2 separate regions of the Homo sapiens genome follow, and region 2 is linked to region 1. Evidence: chromatin contacts called from ENCODE Hi-C data. All regions are on one chromosome and are shown on one strand. Each heading gives the region's core, a stretch centred on a gene start or an enhancer-like site at or near the end of the contact. The rest is flanking DNA. Distances are from core to core; before and after follow the strand shown. Region 1 holds the start of SMYD5 (SMYD family member 5). Region 2 has its middle 29 kb from the start of BOLA3.

The links. A loop is a pair of places that touch in the nucleus more often than their neighbours do. Pooled maps may share reads with other maps.
Region 2: a pooled map shows a loop between it and region 1 (12-fold over the local background). The contact joins the enhancer-like site here to the promoter of SMYD5 in region 1. A Hi-C loop is called at or near these places in 5 of 50 pooled maps.

The regions. Positions count from the first base shown.
Region 1 is chr2:73,211,909-73,217,265 of GRCh38, forward strand. SMYD5 (SMYD family member 5) reads left to right here and starts at 2,337. Exons shown (of 13, transcript NM_006062.3): 1 at 2,337-2,454. The coding sequence starts at 2,359. It overlaps NOTO (notochord homeobox), which reads left to right. Exons shown (of 3, transcript NM_001134462.2): 3 at 1-605. RefSeq lists a silencer at 801-870 and enhancers at 2,193-2,487, 2,275-2,514.
Region 2 is chr2:74,116,244-74,121,600 of GRCh38, forward strand. It overlaps a transcript of TET3 not described here and the pseudogene FNBP1P1. Among named protein-coding and RNA genes, the nearest start is that of BOLA3, 29 kb to the right of the region's middle. RefSeq lists an enhancer at 4,027-4,386. Within about 2 kb of position 4,053, at least 35 of the 41 ENCODE cell types and tissues checked have a DNase peak (open chromatin) inside an H3K27ac peak, as active enhancers do.

The DNA of each region.
Region 1 (5,357 bases), core at 1,087-3,586:
TATTTCATAATATCACAGCTCCCCTCACCTGGGGGAGTAATACCTGTACCAGCAATTAATATTTTCCTGGCCTGGCTGTGGAGAAGGAACCTCTTTGAATAAGCATCTGGGCATAGAAGACTCTTCACCATCAGAAGGAGTTGAGAGCAAAGAAGAGAAGGTAGACTGTTTAGCCCACTTCACAAAGTTTCCCAACGTTTTCTTGTTTTGTCTGAACTGTTACCATTCTCAGAAGAAGCTCAGGCCCAGCAGCAAAGACAAGGACTCGCTCTGTCACCCAGACTGGAGTGCAGTGGTGCAATCATAGCTCACGGCAGCCTCAACCTCCTGGGCTCTAGTGATCCTCCCACCTTAGCCTCCTAAGCAGCTGGGACTACAGGCGCGTGACACCACGCCTGGCTAATTTTTAACATTTTTTGTAGAGACAACGTCCACTTGTTGCCCAGGCTGGTCTTGAATTCCAGGCTTCAAGTGGTTCTCCTGCCTTGGCCTCCCAAAGCCCCATCTTTTTATAGAATAATTTGTGTATGCCAAGGCTGGCATTTTGTCATAAACTCTGCTGTGTTTTCACAGGACAGTTATAATTTCCCCCTTTCATGACTCTGACTCATGGCTCCTTTTTCTTCTCAAGAATGTGCTCGATTTCTCTGAAAGAAGCCTGCTGCCAGGATTTGCAGAGCTGATTTCTGTAGCACAGACCATTCAGATTCTAGAATGGCTCTTGGGGACTGAGCTGAGGGATGGAAGGAAGCCTGCCCTGCCACCTGGTGGTGAGTGAGGGCACGGCCCCCAGCTGCTCTCGGGTAGGTTTGCCCCCAAGTACGTGGACTATTCGCTCCCTGACACCGGGCTGCAGGCTTGAGGGGACCCAGGGTCGGTTTCAAGAGCCTCTTCTCTGGCCCTGCCAACTATCTATCTCCCCCAAGTCCGTGGACTATTCGCTCCTTGACACCAGGTTGCAAGCTTGAGGAGAGGCAGGGTCAGTTTCAAGAACCTTTCTCTGTCCCTGCCAACTATCTATCTATCTATAATTATTTGATAGATAATTGTGGCTTGATCACGGCTCATTGCAGTCTAGACCTCCCCAGGTTCAGGTGATCCTCCCACGCATCACCACGCCCGGCAAATTTTTCTATTTTTTGGAGAGACAAGGTCTCACTACGTTGCCCAGTCTGTTCTTGAGCCCGGGAGCTGGAGGCTGCCGTGAGCCGAGATCGCCCCATGCCAGTATGGGCGACAAAGCGAGACCCTGTCTCAAACAAAACTCACAAAATCAGGGGACAAGGAAACAAAACAAGGCTTGATAGTCAGGCCTAGCTGTGGGGACAAATGCCATAGGTCTGTGGTTTGCAGCTTCTTGGGGTCCTGAGAGAACAGGCCCCTCCCCCTTTTCACGACAGTGTGTGCATATGCACACTCACTTCTGTATCCAGTTTCAGAGGTTCTCAGATCTGAGGTCCCCTATGGACTCCTCCGCTACCCCCGGTTGCAAGGTCCCTAAGCCATTGAAGAATCTGACAGAGGCACAAGTCCACCCTGACCTTTGGCAGGACTGTTCTGCTGCCAGAGGGATTACCGAGAAAGGAAATCTTGTCCTGGACTCTTCAAGTGGGGTGAGTGAGCTCCGGGGTATAAGCTAGTCCTTCCCTTCAGGCTGAGAGCTAGACAGGATAGGAGTAAGTTGGCCTTCTGCTGTCCCACTCTAGGGCTGGGTCCAAAGAGCGCTTTACTCAGTGAAGACAGGCCACTGTGTGGACAGAGACAACATACATAGAAACATGCATCGGAGGCCGGGCGAGGTGGCTCACGCCTGTAATCCCAACACTTTAGGAGGTCGAGGCGGGCGGATCACTTGAGGTCAGGAGTTCGAGACCAGCCTGGCCAACATGGTGAAACCCCTAAAAATACAAAAATTAGCTGGGCTTAGTGGCGCACGCCTGTACGCCCAGCTACTCGGGAGGCTGAGGCAGGAGAATGAATCACTTGAACCTGGGAGGCAGAGGTTGCACTGAGCCGAGATCGCGCCACTGCACACCAGCCTGGGCGACAGAGTGAGACTATCTCAAAAAAAAAAAACCACAACAAAACATGCAACGGACTCAAAGATACACACATCAAAACTGTACGCGCACACAGACTCTGATACAGAGGTACAGACACAAAAAGGCACCGATGTAAAAGCACAAAGGCAGGCCCAGTTACACTCCCGTCAACAAACCACGGAACCTAAATTCAGACTTGGTGGAGCCCAAAACCTCGCAGCCTCAGGGGCACTCTCGCCGGGGGCGGGACCAGAAGGGGGTGTGGCCTCTCAGGTCGAGGCGGGGTTAAGGGTCATAAGGCGGAGGCGCGCCCAAGATGGCGGCCTCCATGTGCGACGTGTTCTCCTTCTGCGTGGGCGTGGCGGGCCGCGCGCGGGTCTCCGTGGAAGTCCGTTTCGTGAGCAGCGCCAAGGTGAGGTCGGGGCGGGTCCTGCCGGGAGCCTCTCCCCAGTCCGGCCATGGAGACAGCCCGGCCGGACTCCATGCCCGGAGCCCAGAGGCTTCTGTGCCGCTCGGACGCTACGGCCCTGCCCCTGCTCGCGGCCCGGGGGCTCCCAGTCTGTCCCTGCGCGCAGGCTCGTGGCGCGGTCACGCGATAGACCCGGGCCTCCGGAGTCTCCGTGCGCATTTCCTCCCAGCGGAATTCGGCCAGCCCGCGGGAGGCCCTTCTGTGGCTGCTCGGGGCGGGGCTAGGGGGCTTTGCTGCTGTATCCCTGGAACGGTGGGCGGGGATGTGCCGGGCAGAGAGAACTGAGGTGTAAAAGAGGGAGTCCTCACGAACTTCATGTGTGAGATTTGGGTGAGGGGATGAGGAGAGAGGCCAAGATCCTTCACGAGGGTCCTTGGAGTGCTGAGGAATTTGGACCAGAGTCCAAAGGCCGTGGGGGCATTGGGAGAGTTTTTAGCAGGAAGGTGACGTGATTTTGTCGTTTTTATTGTGTTCCAAAAGTTCATTGTAGAAAAAAATACAAAATGCATGTAAGGAAAGAAAATACAAAAATCACCCATACTTCTATACTTGTGCAAAGATGAGTACGTTAAAATTACATTTTTAGAAACTGCTTTTTGATGCAGCAGTGAATCTTTCAATATCAAGCCTATTTCTACATATTAAGTTTTAAGAGCTGAGTAGTAGCTTCTTCCGTGAGAGGGTCACAGTTCACTCAACCAACCCCTTATTAATGGACCCTTTATTGTTGTATGGTATTTTTCATCCCCAGAGTCAAAAGTCTTAGAGCTCATTTTCTGTGCAAACATCCTCTTGTTTTGTCCAGCAGTATTTTTTTCCTAGTTATCTTTGCCTATTGATATGTGTAAAATTATATTTGTTCTCATTTACGTTTCTTTGGTTACTAGTGAGGTTGAATAATTTATCCTGTGTAGTGGCTGTGTGTATGGTTGGTTCTTGCCCAAGACGTAAGACCTCTAGTTGTCTGTTGTCTGCTCTCAGCGTCATCATATTGATCTAGTTTTCCAGCTCAACCTTCCGTGCCCCCTTTCTGCTCTAGAGGTATCTGGAGCAGTTTGCTCCTTCCCTGGTAAATCAGCTTCCCTACATCCCTGGTCTCCTTACCTGTTCCTATCTCCATCTCCATAGTCTCTAGTGCTCCTGGGTGGCCACAGTTTGAAGGCCTCTCAGTTCCATCATTCTTGGTTTGCAGTGATATTCTTCACCTTTTTCTTCATTAGCCCCCAGTCTCTCAGCCCCTTCCTTTCTTCATTTCTTCCCTCTCGCTTCTTCACTTCAGCCACTCTCCTTGCACAGTTTTCCTGTCCCAGGCTTCTATCAAGGCCCTAGCTGATTGCCCTCTCCTTGCCTACATCTGATCTGCTGCTGGAGAAAATAACATACCTGCCTGGACTTGGTAACAGCATGGATTATCCTGGGCTTTTTGCTTCTCTATTCAAATGAGATTGGTTTGTGATTTTTTTCTCTGTGTTATTTTCCTCAAGTTGCCACATGAGGGTTATACTTGTTTTTTTTTGGTAAAACAGAAATGCTTTCTGTCATTACATTGTTTAAATAGCATGAGCATTATTTATTCTTTAAAGGTTTGAGAGAATTGGGTCATGAAACTATATAGACCAGGGGCCTCAAGTGGGAGTAGTTTTTGACTACTGTTTATTGCTTCTGTGGATAGGAATGACTTTTCAAAAATTTATCAACTATTATGCCAGAGACATGACCAGTCAGAACAGAAACCTCACCAGGTCCAGTGGAAGCCAGCTGGATTACCATACTGGTGCACTAGCCGGATAGCAGCATGGCTTATTGTGGGCTTTCTTCTTTTAATCAAGATTTTAAAATCTACTACATAGTCTGCCCGGGCATGGTGGCTCATTCCTTTAATTCCAGCGCTTTCGGAGGCCAAGGTGGGCTGATCACTTGAGATCAGGAGTTCAAGACCAGTCTGGCCAACATGGTGAAACCCTGTCTCTACTAAAAATACAAAAATTAGGCCTGGCGTGGTGGCTCACACCTGTAATCCCAGCACTTTGGGAGGCCGAGAGGGGCGGATCACTTGAACTTGATGTCAGGAGTTCGAGACCAGCCTGACCAACATGGTGAAACCCCATCTGTACTAAAAATACAAAAATTAGTCGGGCGTGGTGGTGCACACCTGTAATCCCAGCTACCTGAGGGCCAGGCACGAGAATTGCTTGAACCCAGGAGGCAGAAGTTGCAGTGAGCTGAGGTCGTGCTACTGCACTCCAGCCTGGGCGACAGAGGGAGACTCCATCTCAACAACAACAACAAAAATCTATTACATAGTCTTAAGAGTTTTGCACTATTTTTTTTTATAGAGATGGGGTCTTGCTGTGTTGCCCAGGCTGGTCTCAAACTCCTGGGCTCAAGCGATCCTTCATCCTTGCTTCCCAAAGTGCTAGATTTACAGTGTGAGCCACCATACCCGGCCTGCACGATTTTTTCTTAAAACTTTTTTTTCAAATTGGAAGTATGTATGGTTTGTCCCCTTTCCATTCAGGTTCAGTGCTCTCCAACCTTCTTTTTTTTTTTGAGATGGAGTCTTACTCTGTTGCCCAGGCTATAGTGCAGTAGTACAATCTTGGCTCACTGCAACCTCCGCCTCCTGGGTTCAAGCGATTCTCCTGCCTCAGCCTTCCGAGTAGCTGGGACTACAGGTGAACACCACCATGTCCAGCTAATTTTTGTATTTTTAGTAGAGACAGGGTTTCACCATATTGGTCAGGCTGGTCTTGAACTCCTGACCTCGTGATCTGTCTGCCTTAGCCTCCCAAAGTGCTGGGATTACAAGCATGAGCCACTGCGCCCGGCCCAACCTTAATATTATG
Region 2 (5,357 bases), core at 2,803-5,302, 910 kb after region 1:
ATACAATGTTGGTGGGAATGTAAACCTAGTTCAGCCACTATGGAAAACAGTAAGGAGGTTCCTCAAAAAGTACAAATCGAACTCCCATGTGATCCAGCAATCCCACTACTGGGCATTTATCCCCAGGAAAGGAAATCATTATATCAAAGAGATATCTGGGAGGGCACGGTGGCTCATGCCTGTAATCCCAGCACTTTGGGAGGCCAAGGCAGGCAGATTACCTGAGGTCAGGAGTTCAAGACCAGCCAACATGGTGAAATCCCAGCTCTACTAAAAATGCAAAAAATTAGCTGGGTGTGGTGGTGTGTGTGTGTGCCTGTAGTCCCAGCTACTCGGCAGGCTGAGGCACGAGAATTGCTTGAACCCAGGAGGTGGAGGTTGCAGTGAGCCCAGATAGCGCCACTTCACTCCAGCCTGAGCAGCAGAGTGAGACTCCATCCCAAGTTAAAAAAAAAAAAAAAAAACACTGTGTACCCCATGAATATGTACAATTATTATTTGTCAATTTAAAAAAATTAAAAGAACAAACAAAAAGATTAAAAAGAGCATCTTGCCAGGTGTGGTGGCTCGTGCCTGTAATCCCAGCACTTTGGGTGCGGCTAGGGGAGCTGTCAGCAGTCCATGGTGAGCAAAGCCCCAGCTGTGCATGAGACACTCCAGGGAGGGAGAAGGGGACTCAGACACTAAGGGGCTGGCAGGGAAGAGAAGCCAGGAGGGAGGTGAGCAGCAACCAGGGAACTCAGGGAAGCACCTCAAATGGGCAAGGGAGAGGGGAGCGGGGAGATGGGCAAGGGGTATGTGAAAGAACCCAGTGGGAACTCTGATTGGGAGCAGAAGAGGTGGTAAGAAGGGGTCAGATTGTGCTTGTGTTTTGAAGGTAAAGAGATAAATCAGGATTTGTTTTTGAATTGTAACCTCCACCTCCTGGGTTCAAGCAATTCTACTGCCTCGGGCTCCCAAGTAGCTGGGATTACAGGTATGTGCCACCATGCCTGGCTAATTTTTGTATTTTTAGTAGAGATGGGGTTTCACCATTTTAGCCAGGCTGGCCTTGAACTCCTGACCTCAGGTGATCCACCTGCTTCAGCCTCCCAAAGTGCTGGAATTACAGGCATGAGCCACCATGCCCGGCCTATTTTATTATTTTTTAAAGACAAGGTCTTACTTTCTCCCAGGCTGGAGTGCAGTGGTGCGATCTTGACTCACTGCAGCCTCTGCCTCCTGTGAGGCTCAAGTGATCCTCCTCCCTCAACCTCCTGAGTACCTGGGACCACAGGCATGCATGGGATTACAGACCTTTTGATCCTAAAAAATGTCAAATTTATAGAAAATTTGCACAAATGGTACAATGAGCACCCACATACTCTTCACCTAGATTCACCATTTTTTAGCATTTTTGTCATACAGTTGTCCCTTGAGCAACACTGGTTTGTCAAGAATGCATAAAATACAGGTAGATATTAGTCTATTTTATCATGTTCTACCATAAAATACACAAAATCTATTATATATATTTTTTTATAACGGAGTCATGCCCTGTCGCCCAGGCTGGAACGCAATGACACAATCTTGGCTCACTGCAACCTCTGCCTCCCGGATTCAAATGATTCTCCTGCCTCAGCCTCCTGAGTAGCTGGGATTACAGGCACCCACCACCACACCCAGCTAATTTTTGTATTTTTAGTAGTGACGGGGTTTCACCATGTTGGCCAGGCTGGTCTCGAACTCCTGACCTCGTGATCCACCCACCTCAGTCTCCCAAAGTGCTGGGATTACAGGCATGAGCCACTGCACCCGACCCACAAATCTATTATAAAAAATTAAAATTGATAAAAACCAAGTACCTGCTTTAAACACCTGTGACGCTAATCATCTCCACGAGAGCAGATACTATCACCAGTAAATTGCATACTATAGTAAAAAGTGATCTCTTGTGGTTTTCACGTGTCTTTCATTGTGTTTAGCACAACGCTGTAAATCTTGAATAACACCATGGCACCCACACGTAGTGCCTCTAGTAATGGTGGAAGTGCTCCCGAGAAGCAAAGTCAAGTCATGACATTACAAGAACAAGTTGAATTGCTTGATATGTACCATGGATTGAGGTCTGCAGCTGCAGTTGCCCACCATTTCAGACAGACGATTCATCTTAAAAAGACAATTGAAACTTACAGTATCAGTAAGCACAGTACGGTACTGTAAATGTATTTTCATTACGATTTTCTTAATATTTTCTTTTCTCTGGCTTACTTTATTGTAAGAATACAGTATATAATACATATAACATACAAAATAACTATATTATCAGTAAGGCTTCTGGTCAACAGTAGCCTATTAGTAAAGTTTTTGGGGAGTCAAAATGTATATGTGGGTTAGTCAGAATGCTTAACTGACATTGTTCAAAAGTCACATTGTATTTGCTTTTCTCTCTGAATACACATACACACACACATATATTTACATTTACATATATATAAACATATATATAACACATATATATGAACCATTTGGGAATTTGTTGCAGACATCAAGACACTTCTCCTGTAAATACTTTTGTCTGTATGTCCTAAGAACAGTCATTCTCCTTCATAACTACATAAAATTATTGCACCCAGGAAACTGATATATTATCTAATATTGAGTTCATATTCAAATTTATCCAACTTTTGCAATAATGTCTCTTATAATTGTGTTTTCCTCCTAAACCAAGACTCAAACCAAGATCCAGTCCAGAATCACACCATGCATGTAAGTTGTAGTTTCTTGACCCTTCTTTGATCTGCAGACTGCTGCCCTATCACTTTGTTCTTTCACAATATTGCCAACTTTTGGCTGGGTGCGGTGGCTCACGCCTGTAATCCCAGCACTTTGGGAGGCTGAGGCGGGATCACTTGAGGTCAGGAGTTTGAGACCACCCTGGCCAACATAGTGAAACCCTGGCTCTACTAAAAATCCAAAAATTAGCTGGGTATGGTGTCACGTGCCTGTAATCCCAGATACTTCGGAGGCTGAGGCAGGAGAATTGCTTGAACCGGGGAGGCGGAGGTTGCAGTGAGCCGAGATCGCACCACTGCACTTCAGCCTGGGAGACAGAGTGAGACTCTATCTCAAAAAAAAAAAAAAAAAAGATATTGCCATCTTTTAAGAACTCAAGTCAATTGCTTTGCAGAATGTTCCTCAATTTTGATTTGTCTGATTGTTTCTTCATTAATCAGGTTGAGCCTATTAGAAATACTACCCAGATGATGTGTGTTCTTCCTGTTCCTCACACCAGGAGGCACACAGTCTCAGTTTGTCCTATTACTGGAAATGCTAAGTTTGACTTTTGGCTAAGGCAATGTCCAGCAAATGTCTCCATTGCCTGAAAAATTTCCCCTTTATAATTAATAAGTAATCCAGGAGGTGTTACTTTAAGACTGTGTGAATAACCTATTCCCAGTCTTTCACCTAATAGTTTCAGCTTCCACTGGTGATTCTTGGCTGAATCAATTATTACCACGATTGCTGCAAAATGGTGGATTTCCAATTTTATAATTCCTATATTTATTGGTTGTCATTCTACTGTTTTGAAAAAGCATCTTTACTTCTCTCTCCTTTTATATTAATATTAGTGTAGTAGTTGTGGTAATATGAACCCATGGATTCTTTTTAATTGAATGTTTTAAATACTTGTCAAATTATACAAAATTCAACCAACGGCAGCCCCTTCAAACTTATTCCTGTGGCCTTTTGACATTCCTTGGGTGCTTCTGTTTTCTGTTACAGGCCTGAGGTGTCAGCAGGAAAGACGTACTAGTGGCCCCTGAAGCCCTGTTACCTCGGGCCTCTAGGACTTTCGATAGGCCGCCTCCCTTCTCTTAAGAGCCCACAGGTTGGACCTCCAGGTTCTTCCCTGGGTGCTCCCGGAAGGACGCTGCTTCGGGCTCCTCCCGGGGGAACTCCATTCTAGGCGCCCGGCTCCCGGCTCCCCCGCCCGCCCAACCCCGGAGCGCTCCATTCTCCTTGCCAGGCTGCAAACTCCGCCTCCGGTCGCTCTGGCCGACGGCCTCCACGGCGGCAGGGGGCGACCTCTCGGCAAGACTTTCCGCCGGGGTCCCAGCCCGGCAGGAGCTTCCGGAGAGATGGCGGGCGACGTCCGTACCTCTCCGTCTTTCCCTCCTGGGCTGGTGCCGTGGCTACGCCCCGGCCGCTCCACACACCTACCCGGGGGGAACGTGTGCCTGGGCCGCTGGAGTCGCGAATGGCCGGTTATTCACACGTTCAAGTACCCAAGGCAGGCGGCCCTGCAGGCGTCGTCGCGGGTTCTTCCGGCCATCTTGTTGAGGAGGGACCGGAAGGAGGAGCGGCTGAGGAGCCCAAGGAGCGGGGCGGCGGCCACTAGGAGCTCAGGAGGCAAGGGCGTGGCCGAGTGGGACCCACTTGCCTGCCTGGACCCAGAACTCTGGGATCAGTTTGACAACTTAGAAAATCGATAGTCTTGAGAAATTCATCATATCTGCCAAGGAAAGGACTGAGATTGAACTCAGCTATACAAAACAACTCAGGAATCTTTTAAAGACATGCCAACCTAAAAGGAACTGGAAGGAGAAAGAATACATTACGTAAAACTCTCCTTCCCTCCCTGTGAACAAAATGAGTGATCACGCTAGGCAGCATTAAGTTATCTTCTTTGAGGTCTTGAACTTTCAGATCACCGTGGAGTTACAAGGGCATGTTCAAAACCAAAAGCAGGAGAGGAAATCTCACTTTCATGATGCCCAGAAGGCACAACCACCGACAGAGACTTGATGGAAGCAACTTGAGGCAAGTAAAAGACAATTGAGATTATAAAAAGGCTGCTGAGCACATCAGTATTTTGAGAAAATGCCATATGTTTTAAAAACACGTTTTTAAAAGTCGATGTTGAAAAAGGCACACCACCAAGCTGCGAAAACATCACCAATGGCAGAAGACGGCAGACTACTCAATGAGAATTGAATTACTCATCAATTCAAGAAATTTGACACTGAGCTGCAGGAATTTTACCATCCTAATAGTTCCAACAACTTCCAGAAAATACAAGAGATAGAGGGAAAGAGGATAGTGAGAATGAGAGAATCAGTGAAGACATATGTAGCGATTGGGCAACAGGTGATAGCAATCAATAGGAGATGCTTGGAGAGAATAGTAAAGGCAACTGAATCAATGATCAGAAAAATGTCACAGCTGGTAATAAAAACTTTCAAGTCAGAGTGTGAGCCTCCTGGAGACATCTGAGGACTACACTCTGCCAATAAGGTGCTTGATAATAGTCTTTCAGATTTCTGAGGAGAAGGCAAACCAGGGTCAGCTGTGGTGGCAAATTGAAAGGAAACTTC